2 separate regions of the Homo sapiens genome follow, and region 1 is linked to region 2. The links are chromatin contacts, found by Hi-C in ENCODE. All regions are on one chromosome and are shown on one strand. Each heading gives the region's core, a stretch centred on a gene start or an enhancer-like site at or near the end of the contact. The rest is flanking DNA. Distances are from core to core; before and after follow the strand shown. Region 1 holds the start of PPCS (phosphopantothenoylcysteine synthetase). Region 2 holds the start of HIVEP3 (HIVEP zinc finger 3).

Region 1 (6,207 bases), core at 64-2,563, 540 kb before region 2:
AGCCTCCCGAGTAGCTGGGATTACAGGCGCCTGCCACCACGCCCGGCTAATTTTTGTATTTTTTTAGTAGAGACGGGGTTTCACCATGTTGGCCAGGCTGGTCTCGAACTCCTGACCTCAGGCGATCTGCCCTCCTTGGCCTCCCAAAGTGCTGGGATTACAGGCGTGAGCCACCGCGCTCGGTTCTGCTCATCTTTTAAAACCCAGTTCAATTCATCTCCTCCAAGAAGCTTCATCGACTCCCCCAGGATTCACTCGCCCCATGATCTGACTGCACTTTGTACATACCTCCACTAGAGCATTTATCACTCTGTATTGTAATTATGTCTGTGTCCAGCTCCCTCACTAGATTGTGAGGTCCATGAGGGAGGGCGGTGTCTTATTCATCTCTGTATCCCCTGTGCCTAGCGAATACAGATGCAGAAAGGCCATCTCCAGATCAAGAGGAAATTAACCCAAGATTGGTTATATGGGATTAGATCTCTGGAAGAGAAGCGCCCATCACCTGCAGTGGGCCCCCAGATGACTGGATCTTGTGTTCAGGCATTTCAGAGACAGGAACATAGAAATCTGACACAGCCGCAGCCAGGTAAAACATCGCAGAAGGGCCTGCAAAGAGAAACACAAGGTGTTAACAAATCGGCGAGGTACGATATAGGATCAGCTCCTTCTCAACTCGGGTTCCCCAGCTGAGATCCGTGGGTAAGCAGGAGGTAAGGGGATAAGTGGCTGGAAAGAAAGGCTGTGCTTCCAGGCAAAAGGGGTACTCCTAGGGCACGCACCTAGCGGATTGAGTGCCTGGGCCGCAGCCTGCAACAGATGCAAATAGTCCGCCAAAGTGGTGAACTCTACTGCCAGGAAGGTGCCTGCAGCCGCAGCCTCCTGGTAGCTCCTCAGAGCCTCAGCAAAACCCGGAAGTGCATTCTCCTCGGCCTCCAGGCTCAGCAAGCCCGAAAGGGCTGGGCCCGAAGGCCGCAGAGCGGACAGCCAAGTCTGGGGTGGGAAGCGGTGGGCATAGGGGAAGGCAGAGCGAGCGCGATACAAGAACAGGACCCCGTAGCCGGCGGCTAGGAAGGCCTCGGCCGAGGTTGCACCGCGCCGCCCGCTGCTGAAGTTGTCCAGGAAGCGCACCGGCCGCGCTTCCAGTGGGACCTTGGTGCCGCCTGACGTAACCAACACCACCCGCCGGCCCTGCGCGCCCAGCCTGGCCGCGAAGCGAGCCATAACCTCAGCCCAGCGCGCAGCACCGGGAGGCTGGGGGAACTCGGCTACCGGATCCATTTCCGCCATCTGCAGCGCAGCGGCCGGCGCCTGCGCACGTTTCGCGGCCGCCGCGCCACGCCCCTTCTCGCCTACCTGGTGTACGCGCCGCGCCGTACTGAGTGGGCGGTTCACTACCCTTCTTTTGACACTAGGTCCCGATCTCGCCAAGTCTGGAAATGCGTAGTTGTTCTGCCCCAGAGCCCAGCGAAAGTGACACTGCAACGAGGGGGATCCCCGGCTGGGTGGGCATCTGGTAGGGTCACGTTCCCTCACGTTCGTTTCCTAGCCTGGGTGAAGAACTGGCCATGTTTGACCCTTACCGGCCACTGTACGGGCCTTTCTGGACTTGGACTCCTTGGGAGTCGTTTCTCGGCCATTTGACCCGTGGGACTTGTGGGTTTTGTGCTGCTTTTTCTTTCTTTCTTCCCCTTTTCCAACTTCAGCAATACACCCAGATGTTAGTCGAGTCACGTCCCGCCGCCCTCTGCCCTTGAAATGCTGGCAAGTACGCAGCCCCGCGATCGTCACGTGACGCCGGGGTTCAGCGTATCCTTGCTGGGCAACCGTCTTAGAGACCAGCACTGCTGGCTGCACCATGAATGTGATCTACCCACTGGCAGTCCCCAAGGGGCGCAGACTCTGCTGTGAGGTGTGCGAAGCCCCAGCCGAGCGGGTGTGCGCGGCCTGCACAGTCACTTATTACTGGTAGGCCCTGAAACGTGGCACCTGGGCGCTATAACTCCCTCCCTCTCTCCCTTTCCCGGGTCTGGCTTGGGTACCTTGCGTTAGCCGTTGCCCCTGACTCTGCAAGGGACACCTCAAAACGGCTTTAAGACAGGCCCCTAAGACTCCCGTGGCCTCGTCTGTCTCATCTCCCACTTATTCGTCACTCATGTTTTCTGAAGGCGTACTCTGTGTTATGCACTATTTTAGGTGCTAAAGTTACTGGGGCAGCTCGGTAGATCAGTTCCTTCAAAGATCTAACATTCCAATGTGGGAGACAAATCAGTAAAGAAACAGGCCGGGCGCGGTGGCTCACGCCTGTAATCCCAGCACTTCGGGAGGCCGAGGCGGGCGGATCGCCTGAGGTCAGGAGTTCGAGACCAGCCTGGCCAACATGGTGAAACCCTGTCTCTACTAAAAAATACAAAAATTAGGCGGGAGTGGTGCTGGGCGCCTGTAATCCCAGCTACTCGGGAGGCTGAAGCAGAAGAATCGCTTGAACCCGGGAGGCGGAGCTCGCAGTGAGCGGAGATCGCGCCACTGCACTCCAGCTTGGGCAACGAGAGTGAGACGATAGTGAATGGGGCAGTATGTGGAAAGCTTTCCCTGTGGAAGAAACATTTGAGCTGCATTTTGAGAGGGCAGTCAGAACCTGCTGTGTACAGGAGTAGTGAAGAAGGGTAGGGCATTCCCGGCATCCGGGACTGCTAGGGCAAATGGCAAAAGAACAGAGTTTGCTAAGGGCCGAGTGGAGAACGTAGTAGTGGAGGGAGCAGTCAGTGATTTTCAAACTGCAGGCCAGGGCCCTTTAGCAGTTTATGAATAAGTCACAATCACCATTTAGAGAAAACAACAACAACAAAAAAGAGCACAGAATGAGTAGAAAGTATCAGGTTAATCCTACCTGAATTGTTTCTTAAAACTTTTGTCTTAGTGTTTTATGTGGACATGTGTGTGTGTACAGGAAAAATGTATTTCTTACTATAGGTTGAGTCAAAATTAGCCGGATGTGGTGGCGTGCACCTGTAATCCTAGCTACTCGGGAGGCTGAAGCAGGAGAATCGTTTGAACCCGGGAGGCGGAGGTTGCAGTGAGCCGAGATCGCTCCATTGCACTCCAGCTTGGGCAACAAGAGTGAAACTGTGTCTCAAAAAAAAAAAAAAAAGTTGGAACATCATTGTGATAGGTAGTAGAAGTTTAAACCAAGAAGATAAAGGTTAGGGCTAGACAGTGACATGAGATCAAGGGTTTGGAATTTATCTCCTGGGAAACCATGAATGGTTTTGAGCTGACATGCTCTCATTTGTGTTAAGGAAAGAGGATGGGCTGCAGTGTGGCAGATACAGAGGAAGGTAGACACTGACGGCTGCATAACAGATCAAGAAGCTGTTGCAGTACCTTCTCATACTGGCCTAGGTGTCCTTCCTCAGTGCTCTCAAAGCACTGAGTATGTCCCCTATCCTAACACTTAGGACATGGACTGAAATCATTTATTTATTTCTTTCATTAGGCTGTATGCCCCACAAGGGCAGGGATGGTATCTGTGTTTTCATTGCTATCTCCTCTTTGGTGGCTTCCTTGCCTTTAGAATATAATTAAGAATTTGTAACAGAAAATACAAGGCCCTGGTTATTTCTCTACCTTCACTTCCCACCACACTCACCCCATTTTTTCTTTGCTGTAGTTATAGAGAACTGAAGTTCTAATTTGCTAAGCCCTTTCTTCCCTCAGTTTCTTTTCCCAGTCTGTTCTCTCTGCTAGGAACCTCCCCTTCAACTACAAGCCTTCCTGGCTCCCTTTCATCCTTCAGTTCTCAGTTTAAATGTCATTTCTTCAAAGAGGTCTAAACCCAGTCTCAACTCCCCGTCATACTTTTCTCTCTCACAGTACCATTTTTCTTTGCTTTTTCTGTACTTTTATATTATTGTGTTTGCTTGTCTGATGTCTATGTCTTTTACTAGACCCAGTGGCCACACATACCAGACACTCAATGAACATCTGTTGAATAAAACTAAATGGATAATAAACCCATTAACTTGGGCAAGGAACACGGGGAAAAGATGACGGGCATCAGATTTGGTTGTAGGCATAGAGTTTAAGAGGCCTTTGGGTCACCCCCAGAGAGATGGCCAGTAAACCGCCGTGGGTAAAACCTGCCACTCAGGCTTGGGAAAGATTCAATCCTTTTGCTTGGTGTGAGCACTGACTTTTTCCTTAAAACACCCCTGTCCTCTGTATCCCTCCAGCCGGAAGTAATTCCTTCTTCCTCTGAACTAACTTTACAGTACTCTGTATCTCTCAGATGACTCATATTTCTCTTCATTTTAATTGTTGGTGAGTGTGTTATTTCAATTCTGTTATGCTCCATTAATGCTAGATACTATGTCAAATGTGTACAGAGGGACTGTCAAGTATGCTAACTTTTGATCTATGTCCGACCTGTCATTGTATGCCCCATAGTCTCTAGCAAAGTGTCTTGAAATAGTTGGCACTTGTGCTTTTATCCCTTGGGCCAAAAAATAAAAATGTGAAAAAAAAGACATAGTTGGCACTAATATCTGATAAATGCATGTATAAATTATCATCTTCTATGCCCTTATCTTCGATTTTTTTTCTTTTACTTGCTTTTAATTCTCTTTAAGACCTTCTCCTTTTGTTTTTTTGCTTCCTTTTCTCCAGATTTCTATGTCTTTGGGTCTTGCAGATTTCAAGATTTTTTGATAAAACAAAACTGAGGTTGTTGTTCTATAGGTTTTGATGGTCGAATGTAAAGCATCTAGTACCCTTCCTGGAACCATGTTGGCACACAGTAAATGTTCCTTTTCATCATCCCAAGTTTAAGGAACAAGAAAGTCAGTCTGAATTTGTGAAAGTTTTTTTCTGCAAAAGAATTTTTTTCCTGATTATAATTGCAATTCATGCTCACTGCAGAAAACCTGAAAATATAAAAAATCAAGAAGAAAAATAAGCCATAGTCCCACAACCCAGGGATTAATAACCTGAAATTTTGGTGAATTTCCTTCTTTTCTCTGAATACATTTATTTTATATATTGTGTGTAATCTTGTGCATATTGCTCTATAGTGGATTATGACCATTCTCAGAGAATAGCACATTTTTATTTACTTTAGAGACACAGTAGAACTTTTATTTTTTTATTATTTTTTTGAGACGGAGTCTTGCTCTGTCACCCAGGCTGGAGCGCAGTGGCACCATCTTGGCTCACTGCAACCTCTGTCTCCCGGGTTCAAGCAATTCTCTTGCCTCAGCCTCCCAAGTAGCTGGGATTACAGGGATGCGCCACCACGCCTGGCTAATTTTTTTGTATTTTTAGTAGAGACGGTGTTTCACCATATTGGTCAGGCTGGTCTCGAATTCCTGACCTTGTGATCCGCCCTCCTCGGCCTCCCAAAGTGCTGGGATTACAGGACAGTAGAACATTTTTAAGAAAAGGTAATTTTATGGAAGTACATACTAAAACATTGGTGACAAGTAAAAGAGACTTCAGTACCATAGGTTTGCATGAATTTAAATGTCTTTAGTCAGGGCGTACATTCTGTAATTCACTACAAATACTATTGCTTCCTGTTCTTGAATACCACTTCACCATTCGTTTTCTTCTCCTGGCCAGTGACGGCATTTAAATTTGCGCTTCATATGTCAAACAAAAGGAAAAATTATTGCAAAAAATATTGCAGATCACTAAGAAAACAAACAGTGAAGTGGTATTCAATAATAGGAAGCTATAGGATCAGTGGTGAATTGTAGAATGAATGCCCTACCTAAAGATATTCAAATTCAGCTTAAAAAAAAACATGATAATAGCCAAACAAAACATGTGGCTCACAAGCTACTTAATTGTGAGCCCTGATTGAAAGCATTTATCCATTCCTACTTTATCCCTGACCCTGTGTTAGGTGTTACAGGTGGGACAGATCAATAAGCAGGGAGCCCGCAAATATATAAATAAAGCTCACTTTATTTAGAAAGGCAAGATATGTTAGTGGCTCTCAGTGGAACAAAAGTTCAGGCATCTAAGTTAACATTTCCATTGCTTACAAGCCCCACTTGATAAATTCCCTGTGGAACTCAGCTATATCCTGGCTAAGTGCTTTTATTGATCTGTTTATAATAATTCTCTACCTCCCCAAAAACATTTTAAATGGTTTCTGTCATTTCTTTGGTAGCAGTCACAACTTGTAAAGAATATACTTTAATTGCA
Region 2 (6,007 bases), core at 421-2,920:
CAAAAAAAAAAAAACCATCTTGTTTTCACCCAGTCTTACTGATTTTTTTTTAGTGTGAAGACAGAATGTTTTTGTCAAAAACAAGTTCTCCAAATTTATAAACCTGATTGGAGACATCTTTAGTTTCTTCTCAAACATGCTGGGAAAATAGGAATGTCACTGAGACTCCTTCACCATCCCCTCGCAGCCCCTATTCCCCGGGGGGCTGGGTAGATGGAGAAGCAGGGGGCAGGGGCTGGACCAGGGAGAGAGTGACAGGCTCTCTGTGGTAGGTCTGTGCCTTGTCACAGAGCCTCCTGGGCTCAGGTCTGTGGTGGCCGCGGGAGAGCCAGCTCCACGCTGTGTGGCTGGTGACATTTCCGGCTGCCAGGGCCCAGCCAATCAGTGATGGACCCAGCTTGCTTGGGCGATGACACATGAAATATGATAATTTTCTGCCAAAGGGCCCTGGAAGAGGGGAAGGAAGAGAGTGTGTGTGTGTCGCTGGGAGGGGTCCACACAGGAGCGCCTGTGATGAGGTGGGAGGGTGACAGTGCACTTGTTTTCACGGTTTGCCTGGCAGGACTAGGCAAGGGAGGGAATGGGCTGTGATGCTGGAGCGGCTGTAGGAGCGCCCCTGTAGCTCCCGAGGTGAGCCACTGCCGCTGCTCTTAGGCGGGAACCAGCGGAGGAGCAGACAGCGCCATGCTGGAGCTCTGGGGCTGGGGTGAAAAAGAAACTGTCAAAGACATTTGCCTTCTTAACACACGTGAGCAAGGTTAGGACTCTTGTTTCTTCTCAGCGCTACCTCTTTAAAAGCCAGAACAAAACTGCAGTAAACACCATCTGGGTGGCTGAAGTACTCGAAGAATAATTTTTTTCAAAAAAATTTAGGCTGGAGGTTGTCTCTCCCCCTACCCTGTTTTTCTACCTCCATACCTCCATGCTGACCCTTAAAAGAAAAGTGAAAAACAAAACAACAGAACTCAATAACAAAATCTTGAAGAAGGGCCTAAGTCTGAATCGTAAAGACTCTAACTAAGGTTCAGGTGGTAGTTCTGATTCCTGATTCTGGTTGAAAGAAAGTATGTCTTGGAATGCGATGTGGCTCTGGATTATGTTCGACTTTAGAAATAGTGCCAGAACTATTCTTTGATTTGTGGACATGGACCCTGAGACTGCAGAGCAAGGCAGGGCAGGGCAAGGAGTGCCCGTGTTGAGCTCTCAGGTGCAGAGACCCCACTCCCTTCAGGCACTGTTGAGGCTCCCCGGCCCCTGATCTGCAGCCAGAGGCTGGTGAGGTGTGACACGCTTGCTGACAAGAGTGCCCTGTCTCGTCTGACCCGTGAACATGGGTGTTCAGAAGTGAAGGATCATAGTGTTTACATAACGTGCCAATTAGTACTGAGAAGCTCATCAGTGCAATAAATATTTATGACTTGCATTTGCATTTTTTCTCTCCACGTATATATATATAATATGTGTGCATATATATGTGCATATATATGCACATATATTATACATATATGTTGTTTTTTAAAAAGCACCAATAAATGAAATCCTTATCACTGTGTGCAAGCCTACTGTGCCTTTAGGCATGGGACTGGCTTCCTGCGCTGGGAGTGACAGCTATTCCGAAGTGATAATTGGTGTACTGTGTCTTTAAAAGGTTAAACCCCCTTTCAAAAAAGGTCTGGACTCCTAGTGGAAAAGACAAGCGAGGCATGGGTTGGCTCTGGATTCAGAAAACAGCTGCTGATTAGATTCTGTGTCTGCAGGCTGAATTTATTCCGTGTTTTTCAGCAGCACGAATTCAAGAGGGATGCTTCTGTTTGGGTTTCTGATCGTGATTTATATTTATTCAGAGGAATAACAGAGGGTGGATCTGTTCCCGGCGCGAGCATGCTCACAACCAGCCGACTCTCCCATTATCCAGCTGCCTAGTTTGGTGCTTCAATGTACATGGCTATTCCGTGTGCATATGTGTGTATACAAACACGCATGCATGCCTGGATGGACATACGTATGCACAGGTTATTTTTTAAGGACAATTCTTTCAATAAGGTCTTTACCCCTTACTTGAAACAGGTGTTCATGAAAAAAATGCACAAAATCCTGCCTGGCCGGAATAATTCATGAAGAAGGGGCTGGATCCGTGGGTCAGAGAACACAGGACCAGTTTGCCATCCCAAGGCCGAAGGTAGGGGACTCTGGGTTTTTATTCGGCGGATGGATTCCTTGCGCTGTATTTTACCTTGTGATTGTGTTTTTGCCTGAGGCCGCACCGCGAAGCAGAATAGCGAGCTGCGATTCCATTTTGTGTATGCCTTTCTTAGGCAAGGTGTCCGGCTGCCGAGACGCAGGGGCCGGCCGGGTGGGCTGCGCGTGGCGGCCAGTGCCCCCGGTGGGCTGAGCGCGCTGCTCGGCCTGGTGCTGGGGAGCGGCGCGAGCCTCAAGTGACCCCCGCGCGTCAATCACAGGCGGCGGCGGCGGCGGCGGCGGCGGGGCTGTAACCCTATGCGCGCCGTGCGCTCCAGCGCTGCTTGCAGCAGGCTCTGCTGGGCTCTGCACCCGCGCACTGGCGGCCGGCTCCATAGGAGCCTCGGCTGGGGGGCTTAGGCATCGCGTTCCGTGGCACCGGCGTTTTCTTGTGCTGCCTTGGCTGCTGCTCCGGATTGTTTAGGCGGACTGCAGTAGCCTGCTTGGTTGAGAGTGAGATTCGTATGATGCTGGCTGCTGAGACAGAGGGGATAGCTTTCTTTTTCCCCCTTAATCCTAGCCCCCTGAAAATATTCCTAAAGCAAAATCATTTCCCAACCCCCAACCTGACCCAACCAAACCCAAACCAAACTCCTATTCTATAGGGGATTCTTGCCTCCCTGCTAGCAGAGAGAGTGTCCCCTCCAAGTTATGCCCCACATTTTACTATCTTTTAAATGGAAACACTGATGGTGCCGAATGGTCCCTAATGATATTGTCCAGGCTGCTGAGGACTCCTGAGTGTGGCAGTGGTGCAGAGGAACTTGGAGGCTCGGCATTGGTTTCCTTTAACGTAGCTGGTTTGGTTTCTGTTGCAGGTCAGGAATATTTCTGTGGCTAGGCCCTTCCTTGAACTTCGGGGGCAGTGGTTGCAGGAAGAGGGTCTGCAGATCTGGTCGCTGGGTGAGCAGCACCCTGGCCCTCTTTCTGGTATACGCTGACGTTTCTGGTAGCCCTTGGCATTGTAACCACAGCAGCCAGGTGCCCACTGGCTACCTGGAGTGCTTCGGTTTTGTTAACTCTGGTGTGCATTTTGGGTGTTACGGGGGGAGGGAAGAGGAAAGAGGGAGAATGAGGTGTTTGCTGAACTGATCTGCATGGCAGTGTTCTCCAGCCCATGTTTGTGTGATTATGTAATGATCAGACGTGTGCCCAAACAGCTCCCCACCATCTCCTGGCTCTCCCCCAGACTGAAGAAGTTGGGTGCTACAGTTGTTTAAGACGTCTTTATGTAATTATGTGTATGCTGGGGGCAGGGAGAGAGTGGGGGCAAGGAGGAATAATTCTAGCAACTTAAATGTGAAGAATACAGGTCAGTGATCGTGTGTCCCTCTGAGGACAGTGTGGTATTAGCTCTGGGTCAGTGTTGATCTGAAGACCCTCCTGTGTCTCTTTCAGCCAGTAATTGCTTATCTGAACTTTCATTTGGTAATTTCACCCCTCTTGCACCCTGGAGACAGTTGGACCCAGGAGAAGGACCCCTGCAGGGCCTCCAGTTTCCCAATTCCAGGCAGAAAATGAATCCTGAAGCCAAGGTAATAGGCCAGGTCCCAGCTGTTCTTCATGGTCCTGCTGAGCAGCCAGTGTAGGGAGGAGTTCCTGTCCACTAGGGTGTCACTTGTGCTCTGGGGTTGGGCTATACTGTGGGGCTGAAGAATAGACCTCAGATGCCGTCTGAGCTGTTTGACATATGCTCTTTAAAGTTGTGATGGCTTGCAGAGGCTGGAGGCCCTTTACATAGTTGCATTTAAAGATTGTGGGAGTTTTTTGCAAGGAAGGTGGACAGCTGTCCAACTAAGACACCTGCAGGCAGGAGGAGAGGGTGGTGTGACACTTAGCTCTCTGCTTCCTCTCCACTCCATCTAGTTAAGGCACCCACAGGATACAGAATTGTTAACAGGGGCCCTCCTGTCACACCCCTGAGCGCCTCAGCCTGGGGCTGTTGGGCAGATTTGTTAATTTGATGGCAAAGTCTGGCCCCTTAAGGCTAAGATTGTTTTTTTGCCCTCAACACCCCAGTGGGTTTGCTTTGAGGGCCAACTACTACTGTGAACTCTGTGGCAGTGGATCAAGATGTGCTCAACTGGCACTATTGTTGAGCTGTCTCCGCCCATTGTGTTTAGTGGCAGCCACCCTCCTTGGAGTGGAGAAGTGTGTGCTGCCTTTGGGTCCTTGCCAAGTGAGCTGTTGAGACATTTAGTGTGTGAAAGGTACAGGCAAGAAGAAGATGCATTTAGTCTGAAGTCCTGGCAGGTTCTAGGACATGATTTGATGAAAGATAACATTAAGAAAGCTGTGTGACAACTGGATAGCATTTAACTTGTCTCTCACTCCCTACTCTGTGAATTCCCTAATGTCTTTAAGGCTCTTTTTTGCCCTCCATCCTGCCCATCAAGGAGTCCCTGACATGCTGTTCTCCATCCTGTTTCCTGTGGAGTCAAAGTGTATTTACAAATCTGCAGATGCACTAGGCGGGCAGGGCTGGAAAACACTGGCTGTATCAACAGGCAGCACTAGCATTCTGGGTCAGACTTGGCCAAAGCCCGTGACCAATTTTCTTCCTTATCTGTAAAGTAGGTGTAACCATCATAACCTTACCAAGACCACTGAACTATCTTGAGAAGAAAAATGAGATACGTTTAGTAACATGCTATGTAGTTGATAGGTATTAGGATAATACCACAACAATCTGGAACTCACATTTACATAATTTCACTTATCCAGTTGGGACCTAGATGGCAAATCAAGAGAAAGGTCATAAGTCCATGAGCTACAGTTTATGAATTTTGATCATTGGAGGAAATTTTATACCCTCTTTCAGGCCTCTGCATTTACTTCAAGTTTTAAGAGGCTTGGTTATTAGTTTGTCAAATGCACCTAGCAAATTGGAAGCAACTGATACTGTACTGTGCAAGGATTATTAAAGCTCTTTTATCAAGTATCAGTAAGAAGTAAGAGTAAAAAACAGAAAAACTAAAAAAAAATTTAAAAGGCACAAGAATTCAAGGCATGGAATTCTAAAGCTGATATGAGCATTTAATGTAAGCAATTCAGTGAAATTTTATGTATTTTGATGGATCTTTGGTACTCTGTTTTATAACATAGTAACTGATGCTCACAATGACCCACATGTATCCATAGAAGTTAAAATTATATTTTGTTCATCCAATTTAAAAAGACAGAGTTCTGAAGTATCCCCAAAAGATTTTTTTTTTTTGCATGATTCTTAGAGAAAAAACTGCAACTATCCATGATAATGGCACCTGTGAGGTTTCTGGATAGCCGGTGGCTTACTGGTCAAAATTATATTACAACTATAAAGCCCTGCTGTTGAAATTGAGAACTTTATGATCTTTTGTCAAAATTTATCAGGGAACTACTATGCTACTGTTATTATTAGTGGTTATGTTCTAACATTTAATACTAAAGAAAATATTCATGAACCTCAACCTGTCTTGTTATGATCAGGAAACACACTTAGAGTTGTTCCAACTTGATGACTTTAATTCTGGAGTTGGAAGAGACCTGGTGATGGAAAAGATGGAGCAGGAGAGGTAGACCCTACTGCTATCTGTTTCTTACATCTGTGTAGCAAATGTAGACTTACCACTACCCGGATGTTGTTCAAGCTGTCATGGCCACACCCTTATGGTAAGCAATGGTGTTTTTTCAGTTCAGACATCGTGCTGAAAACTGGAAGGTGGCTGAGATACACGAGCAGTGCCAAACTTGGCCTGACCCTCTGACAATGTGTTCAGTTAAAATTTGC

Evidence for each region. A loop is a pair of places that touch in the nucleus more often than their neighbours do. Pooled maps may share reads with other maps.
Region 1: a pooled map shows a loop between it and region 2 (5-fold over the local background). The contact joins the promoter of PPCS here to the promoter of HIVEP3 in region 2. A Hi-C loop is called at or near these places in 1 of 168 maps with a recorded cell type or tissue (CD8-positive, alpha-beta T cell), 1 of 37 single-sample maps with no recorded cell type and 8 of 50 pooled maps.

The regions. Positions count from the first base shown.
Region 1 is chr1:42,451,649-42,457,855 of GRCh38, reverse strand. PPCS (phosphopantothenoylcysteine synthetase) reads right to left here and starts at 1,313. Exons shown (of 3, transcript NM_024664.4): 1 at 783-1,313; 2 at 506-609. The coding sequence starts at 1,290. ZMYND12 (zinc finger MYND-type containing 12) reads left to right here and starts at 1,834. Exons shown (of 8, transcript NM_032257.5): 1 at 1,834-1,968. The coding sequence starts at 1,859. It also overlaps a transcript of CCDC30 not described here. RefSeq lists enhancers at 963-1,082, 1,173-1,242, 1,483-1,712.
Region 2 is chr1:41,914,585-41,920,591 of GRCh38, reverse strand. It overlaps HIVEP3 (HIVEP zinc finger 3), which reads left to right and starts at 1,670. Exons shown (of 9, transcript NM_024503.5): 1 at 1,670-2,179. RefSeq lists silencers at 2,339-2,388, 2,440-2,734.